Regions from separate parts of the Homo sapiens genome. Here regions 2 and 3 are each linked to region 1. The links are chromatin loops, found by intact Hi-C in ENCODE. Cell type or tissue: psoas muscle. All regions are shown on one strand.

Region 1 (2,500 bases):
CTCACAGACTCCTGAGTCAGGTGCTGTCAGCCACAGTGCTAACTGAGCTGACCTAGTACAGCCATGCATTGACAAGTGAATATGATGTTAAAAAGGAATAATGGCGTAATTGCATGTGAGAGGGGGGACCAAAAGTAAATCATTCATTGATTTACTCACCCAACAGTGATTTACTGAGCACCTGCTCTGTGTCAGGCACTGGCTCAGGCCCCAGGGCCCCAGCAATGAGCAGACTGTCTGTTTCTGCAATCATGGCCCTACTTTCTCACAGGAGCCTGACTATGAAGGAAGGGGCAAAGGAAGTGTGGGAGCATCGCAGACACAGAAGTGCTGAGGAACATACCGGGAAGCTGTATTTGGCAGGGGGTGGGGGTGGGGGGTGCCCTGGCCTTTGCCCTGGAGGAGCGCAGTGTGAACATGGTCCAGGCCTGTGGTTTCAGACTTGATTCTGAACTTGTGCACGGTGCCAGGTGGGGCCTGGAGTCAGACAGGTGGACATTCCTACACAATCATGATGGCAAAGACCTGCATGCTACTTAACAGTTCACAAGCACGAGGTGAAGCCAGTATGGTTATCAGCCCCATTTTACAGATGACACACAGGCTTGGAGACGGGAAGAGACTCATCTGAGTCATGGCGTAGTGGAGCTGCAATTTGAAGCTGAGCCTGTTGGACTCTGAAGTTCCTGCTGTCCCTGTTCACCCTTTACTGTGCCTCGGCTGATGCTTTCTGAGCCTGTTTGCCCATCTGTGAAATGGACTGCTGACGCGGGGCAAAATCATCTCAGGGACTGCCTTGGACCTTGGAATTATGGATTGAAATTTTTTTAAAAATTTATTTATTCTGTCTTTATTTTGTCTTGTCTATAGTGAAGGTGTACAGCGGGATGTTTTGATACACGTAGTGAAATGATGACCACGGTGGAATTATGTGGTTTGAATGGGGCCGGAATGGCTGGCTTTGAGGCTGCTAGGGAGGAAGCTGGCCACAGGATGGCACCATTGGCCCAGGAATGGGGTGAGCAGGCCTTGCTGGGGGATGGGGCTCGGGCTTCATGGCTGTGAGCTGGGCTGGTCCCTGTCACTGTGGCACCTGTCGCACTTAATCTAATCTCTTTAATCCCCTCCTTCCCAACCTCCTTCCCAAAGGCTCCTGAGTGGGTGGTGACTTCTCTCATGGGAACGGTTGTATCCTCCCCAACTGCAGCTGGCCTTGCTATCCCATGCCTCACTCTGAGATGCCCTGGAGGGGCATGTCCAGAGGATTTGCTGGAGCAGGGGGTGGCAGCTCAGATCTGAGCGTTGGGGTGCAGTGGGGGCCAGGAAGGAGCACCCCAAGGAGGTATCTTCCTGTGCCCTACCCTCCCTCGTTCCTATGGACAAATTGTCCTTTGTCCCCAAATCAGAATATAAGTGCCTTCAAGCCAAAAATAGCTGCAGCCTGGTGGGGGAGGGGGATACTAGAGACACCAAACAGAGGTGTCGAAGGGAGCCCAACACAGGCACCTTGGAGGGACCACGGACTCTGCCATCCAAAGCCCTGGCGTGAATAGGCTCTGTCCCTGGTGTGCCCTATGGCCGTGGTCATGTGACTACAGCTCTGGGGCTCAGTTTGCTCCCCTGGGAGATGGGGAGAATGATTCCCCTTTCACTGGGGGAGACTGTGAACTGAGGGGATGTGTGCAAAGCACAGAGCATGGGCCGGGCGCCCTAGCTGTTGAGACGAAGGTGCACCCTTGTGGCGACAGCAGCGAAGGGTCTGGGCCCAGGCTGGAGGCTCAGATCACAAGTTCACACCAGGGCTTCAAGGAGGAGGCAGCCTCTCCTCCAAATTCCGAGCTGTCTTTCCTCCCTCATGGAAAACCTACACCAGGTCAAAGCGTCTCCCTTCCCTTTGCCCCTCCAGGGTGTGCGGTATCTCACGTGGCTTCTCTCTGTCCTTCCCCTTCCACGTGAGGTGCAAGCACCTGCCCTGTCCCATAAGGGTGATGGAGAGTCTGCTGTAAGGCGGAGTCAGGGGGATGGTCCAGGGAGTGTCTAGAGAGTGATGTGAAGGTGGGTGGTGGGGGGCATGTGCCAGCGCCCAGACCAGGGATGGGAGAGCAGCTGGGGTGGGGTGGGGGCACTAAGGGAGCAGAGGGGCTTATTCAGCACAGGGCATGGGGCCTGATTATCACTGTGTGGCCAGCAAGCCAGGCCATCCATGGGGCTGGGCCGAGCTCCTAGCTCCATGCTGGGTGCCTGATTTTCAGAGACTCTGGGGAGGTTGAAGTTCCCCTCACCGATTCTTCTCGGAAACTGGAGTTCTCTCTGTGTTTCCCCAGTGCAGACTGCTGTCCTGAGGAGGCTTTCAAATGCAGAGTCCCAGGCACCCTGATTTAAGGAGTCTCCAGGGAACTGTGCCCAGACCGGGGTGTGACATGTGGCTCCAAACTCAGGCCCTGAGTGACCTCGGGAAGTCCCTGACCCTCTCTGAGCTCTGTTCCACTGATGACACCGC
Region 2 (2,500 bases), 1.8 Mb after region 1:
TCAGGGCCCTCCCTAGAGTCACCTCAGCCAGAGCCAAATAGCATTATGGATAATAATGCCTAATCCACCTATTTTCTAATTAAACAATTCTTCAAGGGAGGTGTCTTTTAATAACCCTACTTTACAGGTAAGGCAACCGAGGCAGAGAAGGGGTTACAGAACCAAGTCACACAGCGAGAGTGGCAGAGCTGGAACCTCCACTCAGCTCCTCCCACACCAGGCAGAGCCCAGCCCTTATCCCAGGGCCCTGGCCAGTCTGCTGGGAAGTTCAGGGGCTCCTTGGATTCCAGTCCCAGCTGGGTGAGCAGTTAAAAGTAGGAGAAAAAAGCCAGAAAGAGGAACACATAGTCCCCTCCCAGAATCCCAGAATGAGCCCAGGGCTGGGAAGTTACCAAATGGGGCCCTGTGTGGGCTCTTCTCATCAACTCCTTCCCACACCTATGCGGGGAAAGTGTTGTGATATGTACATCACAGATGAGGTCTCCAAGACTCAGGGAAGAGCATGCCTTGTCCAGGGTCACACCTGGACAAGGAAAAGTGGCAGTACTAGAAGGCAGAGTCCCTCCCCATCCCTCCCATTTCTGCCCCAGATCTTCCCAGCTGCCTCTCTCTTCTGATGAAAACTAGAGGCTCTGTCACTCCCTCTCCAGGAAGTCCAGTTGCCAGGCCCCTCTCTGTGCTGATTGATACATGCTTGGTACTTGGCCCCTTACTAAGTTCAGAAGACCCAGAGCTCACTTTACCAGAGCCCTGATCCCCAAGAAAGTCACAGTCTATTGAGCAAATAGGGAATTCACATTCACTGAGCCCCTATCATGCTGGGCCCTTTATATCCATTAGCCATTTAATCCAATACAAAGCACATTGATAGGTATACCATAAACAGTCAATAAATATCTTCATTCCTTTGGAAACATTCAGTGAGCACCTACTACGTGCTACTATACCCTAGGCGCTGAAGATACAGCACCTGGTGAACAGATGAACAAAAATCCCTGCCCTTGTGGGGCTTACATGAATAAAAGAACAAATATACTTGTGTCCCATAAGTATTCATATTCTTATTTTGCAGACGTGAAACTGAGATGCAAAGAATCACCCACCTGTATGCAACAGAAAAAGGATTCTATTCCAGCCCAGTCTGCCCCAAAGACCTTTGCATTGTATCATGTGACCAAAAAATCAGCACCCAGTGTGTTTAATTGGTAGGCCCTGCTTATGGTAGGATCCTAAAATCACAGAGTGCCCTCTCTCAGCATTTCCACCCCTACCCCCGGGCCTCTCTTTACGCCTCCCAGTGGCCTCAGAGCCACAGGACATGCATTAAAATCAGCTCATGTGGCAGTCATTAAGTCAAACCATTACTCACCCAGAAGCAGCCGTCGGGGTCACGCAGCCAGTCCAGGAGAGGCCATGGAGCCATCACCGCAGTGGCACATGGAAGCAAATGACAGCAGTGAGACACACAGCACAGCCAAAGAAAAAGCCCTTTGGGTCCCCTTCTTCAGCCAGGGCCTGAGCCAGGAGGGAACCCTGCCCTCCCTCTGCCTCTGGGGTCTTGCTGGGGCAGACGCCCTAGTCAGCAATAATCTGATAATCCACCCTCAGCTCATCAGGCCTCCAGGGCCCAGCCCACTAGAGGCAGCAGCGTCCCTGTGAACAAACATTAACTGAGCACCTGCTGTGTGCCAGGTGTTGGGGATACAGCCTGAAGAAGACAGACATGGCCCCTGTACTTATGGAGCTTACAATGCAGTGAGGAGACAATCATGTAAATAACTACTGAATTACAACTGTGATGATTGTGTCAAGGAGGAGACTTTAAGAACCTGGGCCAGCCGGGCACGGTGCCTCACACCTATAATCCCAGCACTTTGGGAGGCTGAGGTGGGAGTTTTGCTTGAGCTCAGGAGTTCAAGACCAGCCTAGGCAACATGGGGAAACCCCATCTCTACAAAAAATATGAAAATTAGGTGTGTGTGGTGGAGTCCCACCTACTCAGGAGGCTTAGGTAGGAGGCTCCCTTGAGCCCAGGAGGTCAAGGCTGAAGTGAGCCGTGATCACCCCATTGTACTCTAACCTGGGCGACAGAGTGAGACCCTATCTCAGAATAAAAGAACCTGACACTTGTAATCCCAGCACTTTGGGAGGCCGAGGCAGGCAAATCACTTGAAGCCAGGAGTTTGAGACCAGCCTGGCCAACATGGTGAAACTCCGTCTCTCCAAAAATACAAAATTAGCCTGGCATGGTGGTGGGTGCCTATAATCCCAGCTACTCAGGAGGCTAAGGCACAAGAATTGCTTGAACCTGGGAGGCAGAGGTTGCAGTGAGCCAAGATCGCACCACTACACTCCAGCCTGGACAACAGAGTAAGATTCTGTCTCAAAAAAAAAAAAAAAAAAAAAAAAGAACCTGGGAAAATCCTGACTTCACTATTTATGGCTCTACCTTTTGTGACATTGGGGCCATTTGTTTTGTTTTGTTTTGTTTATTTGTTTG
Region 3 (2,500 bases), 180 kb after region 1:
GGAAGCACCCTGCCTACCTCATGGGGATGTTGCTTGTTGAGAAATGTTGTTACAAACGGCTGGAGAGGCCACCCACATGGTCGGGTTTCAGGGATCCAGGGCAGATCTCTGCAACCCCCCAGCTCCCTGGGCAAATCCCAGGCCCACCCACAGTAGCTGCCTGACCAGTCTACAGATGCTGGGAGGGCATCCTGGAGAATCATTCCTTTGGGATAGGATGGCCCAGTTCAGGCTCCCTTTGTCTAAATCTCCACCAGCCCTGTGCCCTTCAGTTTGGATGCTTTTCTGCAGCATCAGGGATGACCACCCCTTGAAGAACAGACAGGCAGGGGGAGGGTGAACATGAGGAACCTGCCCAATAGCAGCCCTCATGAATGATCACCATGGCCAGGTATTGCTTTCAGCACTTTATGTATTTTATCTTATTTAACGCTCATATGGCTGAGGCACAGAGAGGTTAAGTGACTTCCTCAAGGTCACACAGCTAGTCGGTGGTAGAGGTAGTGAACCTCTTGAACCCAGGGACTCACTTGAACCCAGGGAGTCTGATCCCAGAGACCCTCTCCCAACCCTAGGCTGGGCTCGGCCTCTGTTCTGGGTGGGCTCTGTGGCTGATGACCACCCCTGCCCACCTGGTTGGCTTCCCCATTCCTGTACTTTCCAGCTTCCAGCCCTCTCTGCCCATGTTTCCTGTGACCACCTGCCCCACCCCTGCCCTGCAGATGCATGGTGGCCTCCAGGCCCTGGGCTCCACCATGTCCTCCAGGATGTCACGGAGTCTCTCTCCTTTCTCAGCTTCAGAGGGACACGATCAAGGGAAAAGTCCTCTCTTTGGATTCGGGCAGGATTCCAGCTGAGGGGCCCCAGGCAGGATTACTATTAATGCTGATCACTGGTCACTCTGGAAGATGGAGCCCTAGAGCCATAGTGTGGGTGTGTGAGATCCTTTCCTGACACCCGACAAGGGGCAGAAGGCTGACCTGGTCCTTCCTTCATTGCACCAGCCGGGGGTTCCCTCTGAACCAGCCGACCAGGGATGACTCATGAAACAAGAGCCTGGCTGTGGCTGGAACACCATGACATAAATTTATTGGCAGCAGAGGGATTATTTAAAGTCTCCATTAAAACAGCTGGACCTTGACAGAAACAGAGCAGTTGTCACTGCTGGAGCCTGAAATGTCCCGAGCTGGGCGGGGACACGTGGCTGGCTCTGGCAGGTCTCTAATACTGTTTGGGACTGATGGACACACTTGAATCTGATGCCACAGTGGCTCCTGTCCACTCACTCCCCTCTCGGCTCCTGCCTCTGCCTGGTGCTATGCCCAAGGATCCTGATGGACTCCCATTTAAGCCTCATTCACCTGCACCCTCACTAGCCTGCCAGGGCCTGTGCTATGTGTGGAAGCTGGGCGGGGGCTCGCAGACACACAGACCCAGGAGTTCCCTCTCTCCTCCCCCTCCCTGGGAATGCCTCCTCTACCACTCAGGGAGATGGGCCTCTGTTCTGGGGTGGGGCTAGCACATGGCTGTGAAAGAGCTTTGTGACTCTTTGTGGCTTCATGAGATTAAACCTTCAACTGGGGGTCCGGAGGCCTGGGCTCCAGTCCCAGCTGTGCCTCCTACTAACTGTGCGGACCTCCCTGGTCCTCAGTTTCCTCCTAGGATTCTGCCTCACGTGGTTCAAAGAGGGTTGTGGGGGCCACATGGGGTTTCAAAGAGAAAGCACTTCATAAACCATCATGGGGCACACATCAGAGAATTTCCTCCTCCTCTTCTTCTTCCCTCTGTTCCTCTTCCTGTTTCTCTTCCTCCTCCTCCTCCCTTTCCTCCTCTTCCTCTTCCTCCTTCCCTTCCTTCTCTTCCTCTCTCTCCCCCTCTTTCTTATCCTCCTCCTCCCCTTCCTCCTACTCTTTCTTTCCCTCCTCCTCCTCTTTCTTCTTCAGCAGAATTTGGGGCTCAGTTGTAAGATGATGGGTTAACTTCCTTTTTTTATTTCCCCCCAGGGTAAGCTTTCTATGCGGCTTCAGAATCCCTCTGCATAAGCGGCCCCCATTCCTGATGCCCCTCACACCAGCGGCTCACCCCAGGCCTGGCTGGTCTAGGGCAGAGCAGCATTAGCGCTGGGCTAGCTCATGTGGGCGTGTGGGGGAGGAACACTGAGCTTCTGTTCCTCACATGTGTCCCATGATCTTGTCTTGATGGTGTCCTGATTATTCACTGGGGAAACCGACTGACTTCCACGGCAGAAACTCTTGGAGGGGCAGACACTGGAGGCGGCCCCACTTGTCCACAACCAGCGACTGGCCCCTGACCTTGGCCAGATGCTCTCCCTGCCCTGGAGGGAGCACTCGGCCCAGCTCAGGCCCCATGGAACTGGATGCTGGCTCCTCCTTTGAAATCCAGGAGCTGCCCCAGCCACTGTTCCTCCTGGTTTGACTTGCTGCTCTTGTCTTCAGTGCTGCAGCAGTGGCACCTCTGCACATCCAGTACCTTCTCCTTC

The links. Peaks named below come from ENCODE experiments on the same cell type or tissue, not always from the same donor. Only the 100,000 strongest peaks of a DNase experiment are listed, where the experiment ranks them.
Region 2: a loop joins it to region 1, with 9 times the contacts of the local background. A loop is called at or near these places in 27 of 110 quality-filtered maps.
Region 3: it touches region 1 in a loop (4-fold over the local background); 16 of 110 quality-filtered maps call a loop at or near these places.

What each region holds. Positions count from the first base shown.
Region 1 is chr1:30,706,784-30,709,283 of GRCh38, reverse strand. It overlaps LOC124903888 (a long non-coding RNA gene), which reads left to right. Exons shown (of 2, transcript XR_007065565.1): 2 at 593-838. Among named protein-coding and RNA genes, the nearest start is that of MATN1-AS1, 11 kb to the left of the region's middle. RefSeq lists an enhancer at 922-1,422. In psoas muscle, a CTCF peak has its summit at 986 (motif pointing right); a DNase peak (open chromatin) is centred at 1,023.
Region 2 is chr1:28,892,707-28,895,206 of GRCh38, reverse strand. It overlaps a transcript of EPB41 not described here. Among named protein-coding and RNA genes, the nearest start is that of EPB41, 21 kb to the left of the region's middle. In psoas muscle, a CTCF peak has its summit at 1,321; no DNase peak of the experiment used is centred here.
Region 3 is chr1:30,524,772-30,527,271 of GRCh38, reverse strand. No RefSeq gene overlaps it. Among named protein-coding and RNA genes, the nearest start is that of MATN1-AS1, 190 kb to the left of the region's middle. In psoas muscle, no CTCF peak of the experiment used is centred here; a DNase peak (open chromatin) is centred at 1,101; H3K27ac peaks cover 2,500 bases.